Linked DNA regions of Homo sapiens: all the other regions are linked to region 1. Evidence: chromatin loops called from intact Hi-C (ENCODE). Cell type or tissue: ascending aorta. All regions are shown on one strand.

Region 1 (5,000 bases):
CCAGTGATGGGGATCTTACTGCCTCCCTGGGCATTGGATGTCTTTCTGCCTGTGTTGCCTCTGGTCCTCTACCTTGAATTGGGCTCCCCCTCTGGGTCTTTCCATCCTCCCCCCCACCCACTGGGGCCCCCATGGTGCTTACCCACTGACAGGGAGCCACGGGCCAGTTTGGGGAGCAGCCGGTCGAGCTGGCGAAAGGTGTGGAAGACATCAGCTGAGTGGACGCGGTCCTGGGCCTGGCTTTCATGGGTGCGTGGCAGCGCCTCAATTCCGTAAAGAGTCAGGTAGCCGGCTCTGGGGGCGGCAGACAGAGGGTCAGGGGTCCTCCTGGGACACTCATGTGTGGCCACAGCTACTCACAAGAGCTTCATTCATACACCCAGTGAGCAACTACTAATCCTACTGTGCGCCAAAGACCATTCTGGGCACTGAACAGTCGGCAGTGAAAAAAACAAAAATCCCTGTCCTCAAGGAGCTGACCTCTCAGCACAGGGAGACAGACAACAGACGAGAGGATGAGTAAAATGAATAATGCGCCAGCTGGTGCCCCGCGGCACTGTCAGACACAAAGCTGGGTAGCAGGATGGGAGGGCGGGGGCTGTGGTGTCAGGTGCCAGGTGAGGGAGGGGCTGGTGTCAAGCTGACAGCTGAAGGCTGAGAAGGAGTCAGCCATGGGCAGAGCAGAGGGAGGGGTAGGAAGCAGAGCAAGCACCAGGTGTGATGTCCTGGGGCAGGAGGGAGCCCGGTGCTGGGGAGCAGCAAGGAGGCTGATGAGGCTGCAGCAGAGAGCTCGAGGGGACGGTGCTGAGATGGGGGCACAGAGAAGGGGAGGAGATGCCTGCTCCCAGGGAGGGATTCAGGGAAGACTTCCTAGAGAAGGGAGGGTCTGAGCTGAGATCTGCAGGATGATCGGGGGAAGCAGAAGAGGAACGTGTTCAGGCAACAGGCACAGCCTGTGCAAAGGCCCAGAGCTGAGAGTGCAACCGTGCCTGGTGGGAGAGGTGCCAGCTGTGGCTGGTGCAGGCACTGGAGCCGGGGTGTGAGGCAGAGGATGGGAGGGCCTGGGCTGTCAGGGCTGGCCACGCAAGGCAGGCATTTGCAGCAGTGAGAAGGTTGTGCTTGATCTGAGGGGCTCTGGGAGGCCCGAGAAGGAGGTCAGGGCCTGGTCAAGTGTGAAAAAGGGTAAGACATGGGAGCTAGCATGAGCTCTCATGTGCTCTCACTGAGGCACACTTACGCACACGCACACGCACACACACAGGACCACGCTCAGAGGACGCGCCTTCACCTCCAGCCCCCTTTAAATGCCCCAGGAGTCCAGCCCCAGCCCAGCGGGCTGACCTCAGTCCTGGGAGGGAAACTGCAGGCTTTCATTTTGTCATCTCTGCCTCAGCAGAGAGTCACAACAAAGAGACGCAACCAAAGCCCCGGGGCCTCACCCTCTCACCCTCCCCTTGAGCTCCTGGATCCCTGTGCAGACAAAGACCAGAGACCAGGATCTCTCAGGAGAGGGGTTTTCCCAGATGAAGAGAGAATGGAAGCAGGAATGAGGGTAGGTGGGGGCCGAGAGAGGCCTGCGTGGTCCCTGCTCTGTCCCTCACCTGCACAGTGGTGGCAGAAGTTGTAAAGGTGCAGCCCACACACTGGATTCAGTCCACAAATGTGTTTTATCAAGGGAGTTCCTAAAAACAAACTAAAGCTTCCTTCAAACATTTGGGGAAACTCACACAAAATCCGGATTTCCTGCTCATCTCATCTTGAAAAAGGAATCTGGCTGACCTGCGGTCCCACCTGGAAACCTAGCAGGAGCAGAGTTGCAGCCGCCCCTTTTAGACAGACACGTGCTTGCCAGGCCACTGCGGTACTCCCAAGGCCCTGTGGTCTCGGTGACACTGCAGTTGACACTGGTCATCATTTATCATCACACTTGCACTGTTGTTTTTTGCTAACTCAGAGAACCATTTCCCGGTACATATATTTCTACCAAAACAGGCAATGAAAAATAAACCAAAAAAGTAAACCGGCCGGGAGAGGTGGCTCACGCCTGTAATCCTAGCACTTTGGGATGCCGAGGTGGTTATATCACCTGAGGTCAGGAGTTCGAGACCAGCTTGGCCAACATGGTGAAACCCCCTCTCTACTAAAAATACAAAAATTAGCTGGGCATGGTGGCGGCACCTGTAGTCCCAGCTACTCAGGAGGCTGAGGCGAGAGAATCGCTTGAATCTGGGAGGCGGAGGTTGCAGCGAGCAGAGATCGCGCCATTATTGCACTCCAGCCTGGGCGAAAGAGCGAAACTTTGTCTTTAAAATAAAATAAAATAAAATGAAGGAAAAGAAAACAAAAAGAAAAAGTAAACCCAGAGGACCACAAGGTTTTGCTCTGTGGAAGCGAAGCCGGCAGCTCCATATCAAAAGAGCACGGCTGAAGACAGGATAATCCCATATGTAAATACACACACGACCCACAGGCGGCGCTAGAGCCACAAAGAAAAATAAAGCTGAACCAAGCTGGGTCACAGGAGGGAGCCATCACGAAAATGGGACTCAAGAAAGACCTCTCTGAGCAGGTGGCGCTCGCGATAAGGCTTAAACGAAGTGGGGTGGGAGCCACGCAGACCTGTGGGGAACAGCATTCCCAGGCAAGGGAACAGAAATAGCAAAGGCCACAAAGAGAGAGCGTGCCTGACCTGCTCAAGGGGCAGCAGAGAGGTAGGTGGGAGGAGGGGAGGCCAGGGCTACAAGGTGAGGACAGAGGAGAACTTTGGGTGTGACTCAGTGAGGCCAGGGCCAACACAGGCCAGGCTGGTGGGTGTAAGAGGTGGCACCTCACAGTTCGGGCTGCCTGAACCGGCACCCCTTTCACCTCTGTGTCCCTCCCATCCAACTGGCCCATTCTCTTTGTATTTCAGGGGCTGCTGATTGATGGCAGTGGAAAGGCCTACAGCTGCCAAGCCAGGGGGCAGGAGCTCCAGCCCAGGCCTCAGGCCCTGAAGACACAGTTACCGGGTTACAGGTATGGATTTACGTCTGATTCCCCCTGAGCTGATTCCCCTGTGCCTGCCGCTGTACCATGGAGCCTAGCCAGACCCAGCTGCCCCTGAGCCTGCCTCTCCCCAGCCTATCTCTCTCTGACTTCTTTGTCTGCACAGGGACCCAGGAGCCAGGAGACCTGGGAGGATCACTACTGTGAACTTGCTGGGTGGTTTCAGCTGGCCCTCTCTGGACCTCAGTCCCCATCATACAATGCAGGGTGGACCAGACCAGCATCACCCACACCAATTACAGCCCTTGACACTGTTTGCACCACCCCAGGGCAAAACAAAAAGAATGGGGACTGTTCGTGTGCTGAGAGCTGTGGCTGAGAGTGCAGACTCTGGGACCAGCCCTGTCCTGACCCCAACACAGGCCTCTGGGCAAATGACTCAGGCTCTCCAGGTCTCAGTTTTCTCATCTGTCAAATGGAATATGTAAAGTCCTAGCCTCCTAGAGCGATTGTGAGCATTAAAAGAGCTGAGACACGCCGAGTCTACACATATGCACACACATATCATAAATATACCCACATGCCCATATGTGTCAACGAATGACTGCCCTTTATCCTAGAACTATGTTGCTCTAATTTCTTGGAGGGGTTGAAATGTCCTTTTTTAAATTAAATTTAAATTAAATTAAATTCTGGTTGGTTAAGGGCATCACTAAAATCAGGGAGCTGTCCTTAACACCACTCTATCCCTCTCACTCACGCCCACGCTCCCCCATCCCCACCGCTGCCCCAGTCAAATCTTCCGGCAGAGCCAGTGAACTCTATCTCCAAAAGCTACCCAAATTCTCACCACCTCCCTGGGCCACCACCATTCTCTCACCTTGGTGACACCTGGCAGCCTCCTGCTAGGTCCTCCTGCCTCCCTCTCCACCCCTCCTTACCCCTACAGTCCATCCTCCATCCAGCAGCCAGAGGGGGCTTTCAAACTAAGTTAGATCATGTCCTGCCCCTGTGCAAACCCCTGATGTCACCCGATCTTACTCAGCATAATTTCCAAAGCCTTCCCTGACCTCCCGACTGCCTGAGGCCTGCTTCTGCCCACTTCTCTGACCTCCTGTCCACCTTCCCTCCTTGGCTCTTTATGCTGTAGCCACACTGGCCGTCTCTCTGAGCTTCCTCCCACCTCTGGGCCTTTGCACCTGCTGTTTCCCCTGCCTAGAGTGTTGGCGTGGTGGGCACTTTGCAGTTAGGTCTTGGCTCAGAAGCCAGACCCCCAGAGCATGACCCTGCCTCGTCAGTCGGCCTAAGAAAGCCCCCCAGATGCTGTCACCCCACCCGTGGATCTCTGTCATCGTGTTTATCACTCTCTGACATAACTCAATTCGGCCTCCCCCACTGGAGTGTCAGCTGTGTGAATTTGGGGACTTCATCTGTCCTGTTCCCTGCTGTATCCCCAGAGCCTGGATTAGTGCCCGGCACTGCTGAAGGAAGGAACGTTCGGTTGTGCAGTTTTTAACATACATTTACAAGACCAGATAAAAGGTTAAGGTCCCAAGTTGATCTCCCAAACATTTTGTTTTCTGTTCTGTGAAATCCCAAAGTCTGGAAGCCACAGGACAAGATGACCTCTGAAGTCTTGCTCTGTGACTTCCTCTCTGAATGACCTGTAAGGTCCCATTTCCAGCCAGTGTCTCCTTTTACAGTTCATGAGCTAGGTCAGATGAACAGCCGGGGCCCTGGTGCATGGCGTCTTTCCTACAGTCTTTGCTTTGGGTGTCTCAAATTGCTTCCCCCACCCACAGAGTCCTCACGGTTCCCTTGGCCACTGCTCATGGCTGACACAGGTCAAAGTGCCGGGCCCCAGCAGGAGGGTGGGGGCTGCACAGCCTCACCTGAGCAGGAAGCTGTAGGAGAAGTCGAGGAGACCCATCTCGTGCCAGCCACTGCCTGCTTCTGTAGCATCGCCCAACAGCACTGCATGGAGGTTGGTATACATGGCTTCTGTGAGTGCCTGG
Region 2 (5,000 bases), 350 kb after region 1:
CAGCTGATCCTGTGAACACGCTTGGCGAAGCACAGCACTAGCAGAAACAGGACAGCTCCTCTGAGGATGAACCGCTGAGTTTCTGGAATGTTTTCTGTGGCAGTCAGTGTGCTTGCGTTTTCCTTGGATGATCTCAGATTGTCCCCATAGCCTGCCAGAAACTGGCGCTTTCATTATACCCACTTTGCAGATGAGAATGCCGAGGCACCAAGAGAATCAGACAGCTGTGGGCACAGACTCCCGAGCCTGTCCTCTTTACTACCACGCTGATCAGCAGTCCTCAAAATGGGCTCCCCAGACTAGCAGCATCACTGGAAACCTGTTAGATCTGCAGATTCCCAAGCCCATTCAGACCTACTGAATTAGCACCTCTGCAGGTGGCTGCGGTGGGCTCAGTATTTTGTGGTTTCACAGGCCCCCCAGGTAGATTCTAATACAGACCAGTGTTTGACAACCACTGCTTCACAGCATCTAAATGCCCTCCCCTCCCCGGCCATCCTCTGCCCTCCCTGCACCTGCCCCGTCCCCCTCCCCACCACCTGCAGTGAAGCTGCAGAGCACACTTCACTGTGGCCCCACTGAGACTCCTCCAGCAGAGCAGGCGCTGCACTCAGAGCCTGTCTGCTTTGCTCCTACCTATGACCCGAGTCCCGCCTCTTTACCTCCGTCTCTCCCCTCCACATGGGGTCCTTTTCTTCGTCCCTCCCCAATTCCTACAGGATGTGTTCCTCTCCCCTCTCCTCTCTTGACTTGATTGGCAAAAGCCTGTCCACGGTGGAGTCCTAGCTAATAGAGCCACAGGCAAAGAGACAAAAAGCCTCCCTGTGCGATTTGCTGCTAATGAAAAGCCCAGAACAGCAGTTCTGGTCCTGGTTGCATGATAGAATCACCCAAAAGCTTGAAAAGCTTAAAGACCAAGCCCCAGCCTGGCCCAGTCCTTCTGTTTTAGCTGTCCTAGGTGGGGTCCTGGGCATCCATTGTGCCCTGATGGACGTTCCTGCCTCCCTGCAGGCTCCCAGGAGGCCGTCTGCTGCCCGTCACCCTGCATTGATGGTCAAGTGGAGTTAGGGTTGGGGACACTGGCGGCCTGGGTGGTGTGGGGGCTTCCAGGAGGTGCCCCCCGATGGTGCCAGCTGGTGGCCGTCGGGCCGCCTTTCCTCCCTGCTCAGGGCAACACTGTGGAGTCGGAGCACCTGTCGGAGCTCACGGAGGAGGAGTACGAGGCCCACTACATCAGGCGGCAGGACCTTAAGGGCTTCGTGTGGCTGGACGCCAAGTACCTGAACCCCTTCTTCACTCGGAGGCTGACGCAGGAGGTGGGATACCGGCCAGGCCACACTTTCTGGGGGTCCCTTGCCTGCCTCCTTCAGGACCTGCGGTGGCCCAGGGTGGGGTGGAGGAAGAGTGGGGAGGCAGGAAAGCTCACGTGGGCCCGCCAGGCCGCCGCCTCCCGATCTGGAGGCTGGACGTGCTTGTGGAACTCGGCATCTGCTGTTTTTCCTTCGCTGCCACATTTAGTGCGAGGTTAATAATAGATTTGTTAACACAGTTTGGTTTTCCTGGATGATAGACTCGGGGTATTGATCAGCTACTGAATCGGAGCTGAGGAATTTCAGACATACCAGGGCCTCAAGCTGTGGCCCAAGTCTGCCCCCAGCTCAGGGCTCTGGTTCTGTCCCTCGGGGCACTGCTGGCCTCTCTTTAGTTGGAGGCCTTGGGTAGGGGTGGGGCTCTTCCTGCTGCTGCCCGCTTTGTTTCCGAGCAGGCCCATTTTCCACTCTCCGGCAGGCCTGAGAGCTGCCGGTGTGTGCGCTCTTCCAGGAGCCAGGCAGCTCCAGTGACTGTGACCACGACCGCTTCCTTCTCCAGCATCCTGTGCAGTGGATGCAGCTGTGTCCCTGACAGCTGAGGAGATGGAGGCCTAAGGGGGTGCAGTAACCCCGCAAGGTCACAGCCAATATGGGCATAACTGGGAGCAGAGCTAACTGTGTCTGACTCCAGAGACCACATGTTCAGCCTCAAGCCATGCTCCCTCCTCCTTTCTGAATGACACCTCCCGTGACCTCCACCCCCACAAAGAACAATCCCAGCTCAGTTTGTTCAACTGAAACTGAAGTTGCCTGTGGCCATCACCCTGCCTCCCACCTCCTCCCTAGACACCCCACACAAAACACCCAGTAGCATCCCCTCCCTTCCATGGCCCTGCCCCTGACGCCCTGACGGCTTGGTTGTGTCTCTCGACCCAGGACCTGCACCACGGGCGCATCCAGATGAAAACTCTCACCAACAAGTGGTACGAGGAGGTACGCCAGGGCCCCTCCGGCTCCGAGGACGACGAGCAGGAGCTGCTCTGACGCCAGGTGCCAAGGCTTCAGGCAGGCAGGCCCAGGATGGGCGTTTGCTGCGCACAGACACTCAGCAGGGGCCTCGCAGAGATGCGTGCATCCAGCAGCCCCTTCAAGACATAAGAGGGCGGGGCGAGGTACTGGCTGCAGAGTCGCCTTAGTCCAGAACCTGACAGGCCTCTGGAGCCAGGCGACTTCTTGGGAAACTGTCATCTCCCGACTCCTCCCTGAGCCAGCCTCCGCTCAGTGTGGCTCCTCAGCCCACAGAGGGGAGGGAGCATGGGGCCAGGTGCCAGTCATCTGTGAAGCTAGGGCGCCTACCCCCCCACCCGGAGGACCCCTGCGGCCCCCTGCCTAGAGGAGCACCATCTACAGTTGTGCCATTCCCCAGCCACTGCCTTCATGCTGCCCCCGCCGGACTGGCAGAGCCAGGGGTCAGCCACCTGCCTTTGAGTCATCAAGATGCCTCTGCAGCCACAATTCTGACCTAAGTGGCAGGGCCCAGAAATCCTGAAAACCTCCCGCTGCCTTTTGTGATACTTCCTGTGCTCCCTCAGAGAGAAACGGAGTGACCTTTTGTCCTTTACCTGATTGGCACTTCGCAGTCTATCTCCCTGGGTAGCAGACGGCTGCTGCCCTTCTCTGGGCATGTTCTGAATGTTTACACTGGTACCTTCTGGTATCTTCTTTAGAGCCCCCTGCAAGCTGCAACTCTAGGCTTTTATCTTGCGGGGTCAGAGCGCCCTCTAGAGGGAAAAGCTAGAGGCACAGGGTTTCTGCCGGCCCACAACTGCTGTCTTGATTTGCATTTTACAGCAAAGTGCTGAGAGCCTCTAGTCGCCTCCTGCCATCTGATCTCCCTCCCCACCATTCCCGTACTCAGTTGTTCTTTTGTCTAATCGGAGGCCACTGTGCTGAGGCCCTGCAGTGTCTGCTCACTGCTGCCATCTTCGCTGCTAGTCAGGGTTCCATCCTCTTTCCCCTCTCCCAGTTCCCTACCACGTTGGATCCCATTCGTCACCCATGCTAGGGTCCCCAAAGCACTGGGGCAGGGGCCAGAGCAGCAGCACCCAGTGCTCCCTCCTCTACTCTGACCTGGGGCCCCAGCATCCTGGAGCACACGCTCCACGCACACACACCCCAGCCCTGTCCCAGGGGCCTGGCCCCCTCAGCCATCTCAGGGTGAGGAGCTGCCAGTCATGTCCAGATGGAATGACTCCCATCCTCTCCTCATCTCCCCTTTGACGAGCCTCAAACTGCTCAGCTCATCAAAGAGCCATTGCCAACTTCCGTATGTGGTTCTGGGTCCCAGGGAGCCTTGGAACCTGGCACCCTGGGGTGGTTTAATTCATCATTAAGAAGCATTCCTGCTTCTCAAGGGACACAGTGGCCTGCATGGGCCAGCATGGACCCTGGGCTGATCATGTGCATTCCTGCTTCTCTGGGGACACAGTGGGCCCACATGGGCCAGCATGGACCCTGGGCTAGAGCAAGCACATCTCCATCTCTTCCACCTCAGGCAGTGTGGCTCCAGATGTCAGGAGGGACTGACCTCAGGACCTTCCAGGTTCCTCTGTGCCAGGAATGAGAGGCCAGGCCCGATCCTACCACCTCGCCTTGACCCTGAAGTCAGAGCAGGCCAGCCAAGCAGGAAGCACACTGTTTACTTTTTGCATGAAAAGTAAATGTGTACTTGATAGAGCTAAAATATGATCTTTTTTAATTTCTCAACCCCATAATTTGAGCCATTGCCTTGCTTAATTTTGGTTTCCACCATTTCCTTTTAGTGGAGAAGAGAGGAAGTCAGAGGGTAGGGACCTTTGCCTGCCCCTGGGCGAGTGCGGGCAGGGATCTGAGACCAGATTGTTCTCGCACCCCTGCCAGAACTCACTCTCCCCTGAAGTTTAGGGTCCCATCTCCCAGATGTAAGTTGTTTTGCAAACTCAGTTTGCCAGGATTTCTTTCTTTCCTAATCTTAAATTCACAGATAAAGCAATGAAAAGAGTCAGATCCCATTTCCGTCTGCCCCCTCGTCACCAGGTGTGATAGCCCCAGCCAGGTCACACCTGGCCTCACACTTTGAGCTGAGACTTGAAAACGATGCTGTGGCGGAAGAGCATGTGGGGCTTGGTGGAGGGGCCCCAGGATTTGTTGGGGGCAAAGGGGGTGGCGGGACCGTTCCCAGGAGGTACCAGCACCTGCCTCGATCTCCTCTGAGCCTCTTCTGCCCCCTGTCGGCCAGGTGAGGTCAGCAGCCTGGGAGAGTGCCCCCAAGAGATGAGGGCACCCCGTGTTCCTTGGCAATCTTGGCTCACCTTGGTAACAAAAGGCCATAGAAGTCTGTTTTTCTGGGTCAGTTTTTTTTGCCTGAGAATAACAAATTGCTGCTGTCTACCTTTAGCACACCCAATAATTCTATTTGGGGCAGTGAATGCATAGAAGATATAAAAATACGCAGCTTAACTATATCTTCCTGCGTGTGTATTTATTTTCTTCTGGGTCTAGGCCATGGTACAGGAGAACTGTGGCGTGTAGGAGGAATACTTCAGGATGAGTGAAGGCTGGAGCCAGGGAGCGCTGGAGGAAACCAGCCCTTTAGCCAGCAGCCCCTCCACCACAGGCACTGCTGTGTGGAACGAGTTCTTGGAATGAATC
Region 3 (5,000 bases), 310 kb after region 1:
CCACGCATGGTGGCTCATGCCTGTAATCCCAGCATTTGGGGAAGCTGAGGTGGGAGGATTGCTTGAGGCTAGGAGTTTGAGACCAGCCTGGGCAACATAGCGGGACCCTGTATCTTAAAAAAAAAAAAAAAAAAAAAAAAAAAAAAATTAGCCCGGCATGGTAGCACGCACATGTAGTCCCAGCTACTCAGGAGGCTGAAGTGAGAGGATCACTTGAGCCCAGGAGGTTGAGGCTACAGGGAGCTGTGATTGCACCACTGCACTTCAGCCTGGACAACAGAGCAAGAAAGACTCTGTCTCAAAATAATAATAATAATAATAATGATAAAAATAATAAAATACAGTTTCATTTTTTTTTTTGGTGGGGGAATCTCTCATTCTGCTTGATTTTATTATCAGGTAGTTATTTAAACATTATATGTTTCCACTAGGCCAGGCCCTGAGAGAATAATTATTTTGGCTCTTTATTGATTAATTTATTTCTTAATTACACAAATTCCATGCCCTTAAGATACTCATTTTCTATTTACAGGAAGAAGAAATGTTTCGTCCAAACATGTTTTTCCTCCTCCTGCTTCCCCCTATTATCTTTGAGTCTGGATATTCATTACACAAGGTGAGACTCAGGCACACATTGGTGCTTTGGTCTGGACAGTTTCTCATGTTTGTAAGGCAAGTTCCTTAAAAGCTTGGGTATAATTTAGCAGCAGCAGCAGCAGCAGCTCTGCTCCTTCCTGGTTGTGCTCAGTGGAAGCTGGACTGCAGTGCCTGACTTCTGGAGAGGAGCAGACATGATGAATTGGCTGCTTTAATGGTTTCAGGCAGTATGGCTCACTGAGCCAGTGTTTGCCATAAATGGGTGCTTTGCCCAGGAAGATGGCTGAAGTGATGTTAAGTGGCTCACAGATGATGCATTGACTCGTCTTCCTGGACACAGACTGATAGATGTAAAGAGGATAGACTGTGTCCTGGGACGACGGGGACATGTGCCCCAGGACTTTTGTTTCTTTCAGCTCCCCCACTGGGGCCTTTCTAACCTTCTCAGGCCCATCCATCCTTCCATGTCTCCCTCTCGGTGCCCTCCCCTGGCCTCAGACCCCAGCTTGATATTCCCCTTCATCCCTCAACCTCTATCGCTCCTCGCCCACTCCCTGGTCCAGCTTCTCCTTCCCAGGCTGGAGCCCCATCCTTCCCTGCCTAGTCCCACAGTTGCCTGCCCATTCTTTCCTCCCTGCCTTGGTGAGCAGTGGCACTGGCCCCTACCCACTTCTCTGCTTTGGCTTGGCCTTGACGGCCATTGCCTTGCAACTCCCAGTGTGAGATGTTTTTTTTTTTGTTTTGTTTTTTTTGAGATGGAGTCTCACTCTGTCACCCAGGCTGGAGTCCTGTGGCATGATCTCGGCTCACTGCAACCTCCACCTTGTGGGTTCAAGTGATTCTTCTGCCTCAGCCTCCTGAGTAGCTGGGATTACAGGCACACGCCACCTTGCCCGGCTAATTTTTGTCGTTTTAGTAGAGACGGACGGGGTTTTACCATGTTGGCCAGGCTGGTCTCGAACTCCTGACCTCAAGTGATCCACCCACCTTGGCTTCCCAAAGTGCTGGGGTTACAGGCATGAGCCACCACACTCGTCCCCTAGTGTGAGTCTTTCTGCCTGAGCAGGAGCTTCTCACTTTTAAGCCTGCTTGTGTGCGTGCATGGTTTTTTCCTTGTCTGTGAGTTTTCTTTAAACATAAATGTATTTAAGTTTTAAAATAAAGTGATTCAACTTAAAATACTAGTATTAATAATACAGCAGCTATTTTGTGAATGTGATTTTTAAAAAAACTGTGAAGATTGGAAAGTTTAGGCCAGTCCTTGGAGAGAGGAAAGCCAGAGACACAACACAGATCTAATCATGCGCTGCCCCCTACAGGTTTCTTTTTGGTAAAGTAGAAACCAAAAACCCCAAAACCCTACCTCCCAGGGTGCTTTGAGAGTCACACTAGATGAAAGAACGTAGGCAAAGCACCACCCACCACACTAAATAAATGAAGTGCTGCTGCTTGTTATTAATGATAAAAATGTCATTTATTATTAATAACAATATTACCACCAGTAGTAATAATAATTTATTAAGCTTAATATGGTCGGGCCCAGTGGCTCATGCCTATAATCCCAGCACTTTGAGAGGCCGAGGTGGGTGGATCACTTGAGGCCAGGAGTTCAAGACCAGTCTGGCCAACATGGTGAAACCCCATCTCTACTAAACATACAAAAATTAGCTGGTCGTGGTGGTGCGTGCCTGTAATCCCAGCTACTCTGGAGGCTGAAGCATGAGAATCATGAGAATAGCTTGAACTCGGGAGGTGGAGCTTGCAGTGAGCTGAGATCACGCCACTGCACTCCAGCCTGAGTGATAGAGGGAGACTTTGTCTCAAAAATAAATAAATAAAAATAAACTTAATTTGTTGTTGACATGGTATAAAATAAATAAATACATAATTTTAAAAAATGAGTTAGATTTGTCTAGAAATGTTTGGTAAAAACATAGAAATTAAGTCTTTAATTTTCCTGTACTAAAACAAAAGCATATTAAGATGTTCAGCCCAGATTTTTTTTTAAGTTATTATTTTATTGTGCATCTATCCAAAGAAAAAGTGAAAAGGAAATTTAATGTAAAAAATATTCACAAGTCTTACAAACTGTTAGTGACATCAGATAATTTTTAACAAGGAAACATAAGTTGAAGGTCACCATGTCTTTCCTTTCACTTTGTAAACAAATCTTAACTGTAAGCAGATATGAAAATATTTCAAAACATGCTGAGGAAATTGACTTGATTTTGACTTAAAAACATGACATTTTGAATATTAGAGCATGTAAAGTTTTTCTTTTCTTTTTTTTTTTTTTTTTTAGAGGGGAGAGAAACTTGTTCAAAATTTGAGGAAAGTAATAGTTTTTTAGAGAAACATTTTGTTGAAGATGACTTTCCAGCAGGAAATGTGACAATTTATATGAAAGGGACTGATAGGATTATGAAATGCTACTTCTGAAACTTCTATCCACTTTCTACCCTCGCCCAAAGATGATAGGAAGTAAAGTTTGAATATTTTATTTTAATATTATGATATCTGCTAATGTAAATTTGGATTTAGAATACAGATTACAGTAAGATTATCATCAGTTGATATGCATTAGCTAGGCAGCAACTGGTTCTTTGAATTGCAAATATTACACAAATCACAGGATGTTAATTATGTCAGAGAGAAACAGATAAATTTGCTTTATGTAGCAGAGGGAAGTTCTTGTATTATGGTAACTTTAACTTGGGTAAATGTTCAGGATCCAGATTAATATTAACCAAATATATAAATTATATCAACATTAGATCTCTGCAAACAGGTCAAAACTGATTAATCTGTTTTTTTTTTTTTTTTTTTGAGATGGAGTTTTGCTCTTGTTGCCCAGGCTGGAGTGCAATGGCACGAACTCGGCTCACTGCGAACTCGGCTCACTGCAACCTCGGCCCCCTGGGTTCAAGCGATTCTCCTGCCTCAGCCTCCCGAGTAGCTGGGATTACAGGCGTCTATAACCACACCAGCTAATTTTGTATTTTTAGCAGAGATGGGGTTTCTCCATGTTGGTCAGGTTGGTCTCGAACTCCTGACCTTAGATGATCCACCCGCCTTGGCCTCCCAAAGTGCTGGGATTACAGGTTTGAGCCACCGAGCCCAGTCTAATCTGTTTTTAAATAACAAAAGAAAACAGCGATTTGCAAAGAGCAACTCATAGATTGAAAGCCCTTTGTTTTGAAAAACCAAATCATTGTGTTTTAAAATTCTTTGTGCAGTAAAGATTGATATGCCAAACAAAGGAATTGAATGTCAGATGATAGGCAGCCAAGTCAAAATTGCAGCTTCTAGGAGGTGGGCTTAGTGGGGCAGTCAGTGTTCAGCTGAGGACACTCTTTCACAAGTGGGCTTTAAAATAGCAGGTCTTGATGTCCATGGTTTGGTGATTTCTGAGCTAAAAACAAGATTCTTGTTCACAACCACAATCGGGGGTGATCAAAGACTCTTGGTAGCTCCTAAGTGGAGTTCATAGGGTTATAATAAATAGCTTAATTTCCTTAATTTTATGGAAATTTGAAAGATGCTACCATGCTGCTTGAACTTGAATATTTTATCTTAAACGCTGTGAAGTATAGATAGAAACATTTTATCTGACATAGTTAATGATGATACTAATAGAGTGAAGTAAAATTGTTTAAAAGACCTGGCCAGGAAAAAGGAATATCTGATAGTGTATCTTGGTATCCTAATAGTGTGGACTTTGGATGTGAAACACAGTTAATTCCTTCAGTGCCTGTCTGTTGGGCATCTTCCATCTGACGGGCATTATGTCAGGGACCGTGTTGTGCGAAAGCAGGTGGGGTCATTGCCCAGAATGAGCCTGCAGCCTCATGGGAAAGTAAGACATCAGTACATAAATAAGTGCAAAATTGCAGTCTTGTCAACCGCTACAAGAGAGGGTGACTGTGCACTGAGAGCACAGACTAGGATCTGGGAAGAGTTGAAATGTCCTGAGATCTTGGGATGATGAAAGCTTAACAAGCAAAGAGGGAGCACAACCTGCTCGAAGCCACCAGTGGGACTGGAACCCAGAGAACAAAGGCGAGCATGGTGCCAGATGAGCCCAGAGGCCTCCCCAGGAGTCGAATCATTCAGGGTGGGGGCTAGCTGCATTTTAAGTGGAAATAGGGGTCCAGGTGAAGGCAGCACAATCAGATTTGTCTTTTGGGAAGATCATTCTGGAAAGACGGGAGAGTGGAGGGAAAGGGGCCCTGGGGGGTTGAGGAGACTTGTGCGAAGCTATGCAGTGTTTCAGATGAAAGATGGTGTGAGTGACGGGACACTGCAGTAAGTGCGGGGGTGCAGGAAGACTCCCGGGCTCCCAGCTTGCCACACAGGTTGGGCAGTGGTGCCTTTTACAGAGAATCAAGTCTGCACGGAGGGCC
Region 4 (5,000 bases), 390 kb after region 1:
GCTCCTAGGCATATGCCTGAAAGAATTGAAAATAAGGACTCAAAACAGACACTTGTACATCAATGTTCATTGCAGTATTATTCACATTAGCCAAAAGGTAGAAACGACCCAAGTGTTTGCTGACAGATGAATGAATAAACAAAATGTGGTACATCCATGCAATGGAATATTATTCAGCCTTAAAAAGTGAGGAAATTCCAATGCTACATCATGGATAAACCTTAAAAATATTATGTTAAGTGAAAGAAGCCAGTCACAAAAGGACAAATATTGTGTGATTCCACTAGATGAGATGTCTGTAATAGGCAAATTCATAGAGACAGAAAAAGGATTAGAGGTTACCAGTGGCTGGAGAGGGAGGAATGGGGAGCTATTTCTTATAGATGGAGTTTCTGTTTAGGTTGCTGAAAAAATTTTGGAAACAGAGGCGATGTTTGCACAACATTGTGAATGTAATTACTGCCACTAAAGTATATGCTTTATGGTGGTTAAAATGGCAATTTTTATGTTATGTATGTTATCACAATAAAAAAATTTTGGGGGGGGCCAGGCCAGTGGCTCACACCTGTAATCCCAGCACTTTGGGAGGCTGAGGTGGGTGGATCACTTGAGGTCAGGAGTTCGAGACCAGCCTGGCCAACATGGTGAAACCCTGTCTCTACTAAAAATACAAAAAAAAAAATAGCTGGATCTCATGACACCCACCTGAAATCTCAGGTACTCGGGAGGCTGAGGCAGGAGAATTGCTTGAACCCAGGAGGTGGAGGTTGCAGTGAGCCACGATCACACCATTGGAATCCGTGCACTCCAGACTGGGCAACAGAGCAAGACCCTGTCTCAAAAAAAAAAAATGGTGTGGCTGGGCACAGTGGCTCATGCCTGTAATTCCAGCACTTTGGGAAGCCAATCTGGGTGGATCATTTGATGTAAGGAGTTCGAGACCAGCCTGGCCAACATGGTGAAACCCTGTCTCTACTAAAAATACAAAAAAATTAGCTGGACGTGGTGGCACACACTTGAAATCCCAGCTACTAGGGAGGCTGAGGGAGAAGAATTACTTGAACCGGGAGGCAAAGGTTGCAGTGAGCCGAGATGGTACCACTGCACTCCAGCCTGGGAACAAAGTGAGACTCCATCTCAAAAAAAAAAATAAATAAATAAATAACAGAAGATCTGGACAGACACTTCACAGAGGTAAAACATACAAAATGGCCAATAAACAAATGAAAAGGTACTCAACGTCATTAATCATTATGAAATCTAAAATTGCACAGTACCACTACACACTCACTAGAATGGCTAAAAGTGTCTGACAACCAAATGTTGGTGAGGACGTGAAGCAACTCATACCTTGTTAGTGGTCATGGGAAATAGTTGGAAAATGGCTTGGTTTGGCAGTTTCTAATAAAATTAAACACACATTGGCCGGGCACGGTGGCTCACGCCTGTAATCCCAGCACTTTGGAAGGCCAAGGCGGGCAGATCACCTGAGATCAGGAGTTCAAGACCAGCCTGGCCAACATGGTGAAACCCCATCTCTACAAAAATACAAAAATTAGCCGGGCATGATGGCAGGTGTTTGTAATCCCAGCTACTCAGGAGGCTGGGGTGGAAGAATCGCTTGAACCCAGGAGGCGGAAGTTGCAGTGAGCCGAGATCGTGCCATTGCATTCCAGCCTGGGCAACAGCAAGACTCCATCTCAAAAACAAACAAACAAAACAGACAAACAAACAAACAAAACAAAAAAAATTAAACACACATTTACGAAATGACCCGGAAATTCTACTTCTATGTGAATGCTTAGTTTTGAAATGTCTTGTTAATTGTGATGACTTTCTTCTATCCTTAGCCAATGTCTCAAGTCACAATATACACATGAGGTGCAGTTTATTGTAGATGAAGGTGGATTCAAATCCCCTATTTCAATGTCTTCTTGTTAGTACTCATTATTTGGTTGTAGTTCTTGTCAGATATTATGAGATCGTTATGTTTTTACCTCATTATGTGGCTGACCCTTGATATAATAGAAACTGTAAAATGCTATGAGCTGGTGGGATAACTGATGAAATGCAATTTTCTGGAGGCAGTTTTTTTTTAATTTTTTTTTTTGAGACAGGCTCTCACTCTGTCGCCCAGGCTGGAGTGCAGTGGCGCAGTCTTGGCTCACTGCAACCTCTGCCTCCTGGGTTCAAGCGATTCTCCTGCCTTAGCCTCCTTAGTAGCTGGGATTAACAGGCATGCGCCACCACACCCGGCTAATTTTTGTATTTTTTTGGTAGAGACTGGGGTTTTACCATGTTGGCCAGGCTGGTCTCAAACTCCTGACCTCAAGTGATACACCGGCCTCTGCCTCCCAAAGTGTTGGGATTACAGGCGTGAGCCGCTGCACCCTGCCAGGGGCCGCATTTTTATGTGATCATCCCCGCGTGGCTTTCCTGTTTGAGACTGAATAATTCACTGTTACATTTCCAACACTTACCAGGATACTTAGCACATAGAGTTATTGGTTGAATGAATATTTACATGCCAGTGTCTCCTCTGTTAAGACTCCTTTTAGGCTGAGACTCTTTTTTTTTTTTTTTAATTTTTGTTTTCAGGCAATGTACAGTAAGCCATGATGGGCAGAGGCAGGAAATACTTAGAGAACTGGAAAGAATAAAGGAGCCGGTGTTCTCTTCGCAGGGCCCGGTGAGTCTGTGAGATGCTCACACGCCCCCTGGTGGTGTCAGTAGGAATTCTTCCTGGCGCTCAGCAATTTGGCAATCTTGAAGAACCGGCTGAAATCAAGATGAAATTATCTGCCCACAGGTTTAAAAATGTAGCAATACATGATGGGGTAAATTATGCCTAACTTAGACAAGTATAGCGATAAATTTTACATGTGGCCTGAGGCTGATAGAACTGTGACGCCTGAGAGTTACAGGATTTGAGGGCTGGAGTTACTTCCGATTCATCTTAACTGTTCTTAATGCATCATTGTTTATTTTTTCTTTTTTTAAGAGAAAAAAAAGTCACCCAGGCTGGAGTGCAATAGCACGATCATGGTTCATTGCAGCCTCAACGTCCTGGGGTCAAGCAGTCCTCCTCAGCCTCCCCAAGTGCTGAGCCCACATGTGCATGCCCCTATGCCCAGATATTTTTTGTATTTTTTGTAGGGATGGGATCTTGCTATGTTGCCCAGGGTGGTCTCGAACTCCTGGGCTCCAGGCAATTGCCTTAGCCTCTCAAAGTGCTGGGATTACAGATGTGAGCCACCTCACCTGGTCCCGAATTTTTAATTAAAAAGTGGTGCATGAACTTGATATAAATATTTAGACAACACAAGAGGAAACAGAAGGAGAAGTCTTTCTCCAGGCCCAGAACCTAAGACCCAGTCCCTTAGCTCCCCTTTTGTTTTTTGGTTTTTTGTTTGTTTGTTTCTTTTCATATAAAATAGAGACAGGGTCTTGCCATGTTTCCCAGGCTGGTCTCAAACCGCCAGGCTCAAGTGATCCACCTGCCTTAGCCTCCCAAAGTGCTGGGATTACAGGCATGACCCACCACACCCGGGCCATTTTCCCTTTCTAATAGGAACCATTGGTACCAGATTCTCAGAAATCTTCCCAGGAGGCCGGGCGCGGTGGCTCACGCCTGTAATCCCAGAACTTTGGGAGGCCGAGGCGGGTGGATCACCTGAGGTCAGGAGTTCGAGACCAGCCTGGCCAACATGGCGAAATCCCGTCTCTACTAAAAATATAAAAAAATTAGCCGGGCGTGGTAGTGGACACCTGTAATCCCAGCTACTCAGGAAGCTGAGGCAGGAGAATTGCTTGAACCCAGGAGATGGAGGTTGCAGTGAGCCAACATGGTCCCACTGCACTCCAGCCTGGGTGAGAGTGAGACTCCGTCTCAGAAAAAAAAAAAAAAAAATCTTTCCAGTAGGGCAATTGACTCATCCTGTTTTGCCCGGGACTTTCCCAGTTTTGGCACTGAAAGTCTCACATCCTGGGAAACCCCTCACTCCCAGGCAAACCTGGACACTTGGTCACCCTACTTTCCAAAGGCATCTATTTATCATATACAAACATATACATATATTAGTTGCATTACTTGGCATCTTGATGTTGTTTTAATTAAAAATATTTTTTGGGCCAGGTGCAGTGGCTCACACCTGTAATCCCAGCACTTTGGGAGGCCAAGGTGGGCAGCTCACTTGAGGTCAGGAGTTCAAGACCAGCCTGGCCAACATGGTGAAACCCCGTCTCTACTAAAAATACAAAAGTTAGCCAGGTGCAGTGGCGCATGCCTGTAATTCCAGCTACTCGAGAGGCTGAGGTAGGAGAATCTCTTGAACCCAGGAGGCAGAGGTTGCAGCGAGCTGAGATCGTGCCACTGCACTCCAGTCTGGGTGACAGAGCGAGACTCCATTTTAAAAAAAAGTTTTATATATATATATATATATGAGATGATTCAATATCAGCTTCATATTTATTTAACAAATATTTATGTAATTACCTAGCATGCACCAGGCATTATTTTGGAAGCTGAAGATAACAGCAGTAAACAAAATTGACAAAACCTCCTGACCTCATGGAATTGATATACTAGTAATTATATCTATTGCATTTGTTTAATCACCCCCAATCATCATTTTGGTTGCTTCCAGTATCTTCCTAGTGTGACAACGCTGTCCTGGATATCCGTGTGCATGTAGCTGTCTCACATGCATGAGGGTATCTATAGCAGCGCTGTCCAATAGATCTTCCTGCAACGATGGAAATGTTCTGTGTCTGATCTTTTCAATATGTAGCCACGAGTCACTTGTGGCTATTGAGCACTAGACATATGGCTAGTAAGACTGGGGAATAGAATTTTATATTTTATTTAGTTGTTTTGTTTTGTTTTGAGACAAAGTCTTGCTCTGTCGCGCAGGCTGGAGTGCAGTGGTGCAGTCTCAGCTCACTGCAAGCTCCGCCTCCTGGCTTCACGCCATTCTCCTGCCTCAGCCTCCCGAGTAGCT

What was found. Peaks named below come from ENCODE experiments on the same cell type or tissue, not always from the same donor. Only the 100,000 strongest peaks of a DNase experiment are listed, where the experiment ranks them.
Region 2: a loop joins it to region 1, with 2.5 times the contacts of the local background. A loop is called at or near these places in 25 of 110 quality-filtered maps.
Region 3: a loop joins it to region 1, with 4 times the contacts of the local background. A loop is called at or near these places in 62 of 110 quality-filtered maps.
Region 4: a loop joins it to region 1, with 3 times the contacts of the local background. A loop is called at or near these places in 24 of 110 quality-filtered maps.

What each region holds. Positions count from the first base shown.
Region 1 is chr20:49,539,428-49,544,427 of GRCh38, forward strand. PTGIS (prostaglandin I2 synthase) reads right to left here. Exons shown (of 10, transcript NM_000961.4): 4 at 4,878-5,000; 5 at 143-294. Among named protein-coding and RNA genes, the nearest start is that of PTGIS, 26 kb to the right of the region's middle. RefSeq lists an enhancer at 2,374-2,423 and a silencer at 2,879-3,155. In ascending aorta, CTCF peaks have their summits at 2,487 and 3,915; a DNase peak (open chromatin) is centred at 2,514; H3K27ac peaks cover 4,686 bases.
Region 2 is chr20:49,885,583-49,890,582 of GRCh38, forward strand. It overlaps SLC9A8 (solute carrier family 9 member A8), which reads left to right. Exons shown (of 16, transcript NM_015266.3): 15 at 1,170-1,316; 16 at 2,247-5,000. The coding sequence ends at 2,354. Among named protein-coding and RNA genes, the nearest start is that of MIR12122, 24 kb to the left of the region's middle. RefSeq lists enhancers at 2,486-3,297, 3,298-4,109 and a silencer at 2,986-3,105. In ascending aorta, CTCF peaks have their summits at 3,085 (motif pointing left) and 4,650; DNase peaks (open chromatin) are centred at 1,215, 1,729, 2,495 and 3,096; H3K27ac peaks cover 3,298 bases.
Region 3 is chr20:49,844,504-49,849,503 of GRCh38, forward strand. It overlaps SLC9A8 (solute carrier family 9 member A8), which reads left to right. Exons shown (of 16, transcript NM_015266.3): 5 at 533-616. Among named protein-coding and RNA genes, the nearest start is that of MIR12122, 17 kb to the right of the region's middle. In ascending aorta, a CTCF peak has its summit at 1,914 (motif pointing left); a DNase peak (open chromatin) is centred at 1,910; H3K27ac peaks cover 1,682 bases.
Region 4 is chr20:49,926,127-49,931,126 of GRCh38, forward strand. LOC105372653 (a long non-coding RNA gene) reads left to right here. Exons shown (of 3, transcript NR_134564.1): 3 at 2,599-2,695. Among named protein-coding and RNA genes, the nearest start is that of RNF114, 7.8 kb to the right of the region's middle. RefSeq lists a silencer at 2,566-2,860. In ascending aorta, a CTCF peak has its summit at 2,733 (motif pointing left); a DNase peak (open chromatin) is centred at 2,695; H3K4me3 peaks cover 513 bases.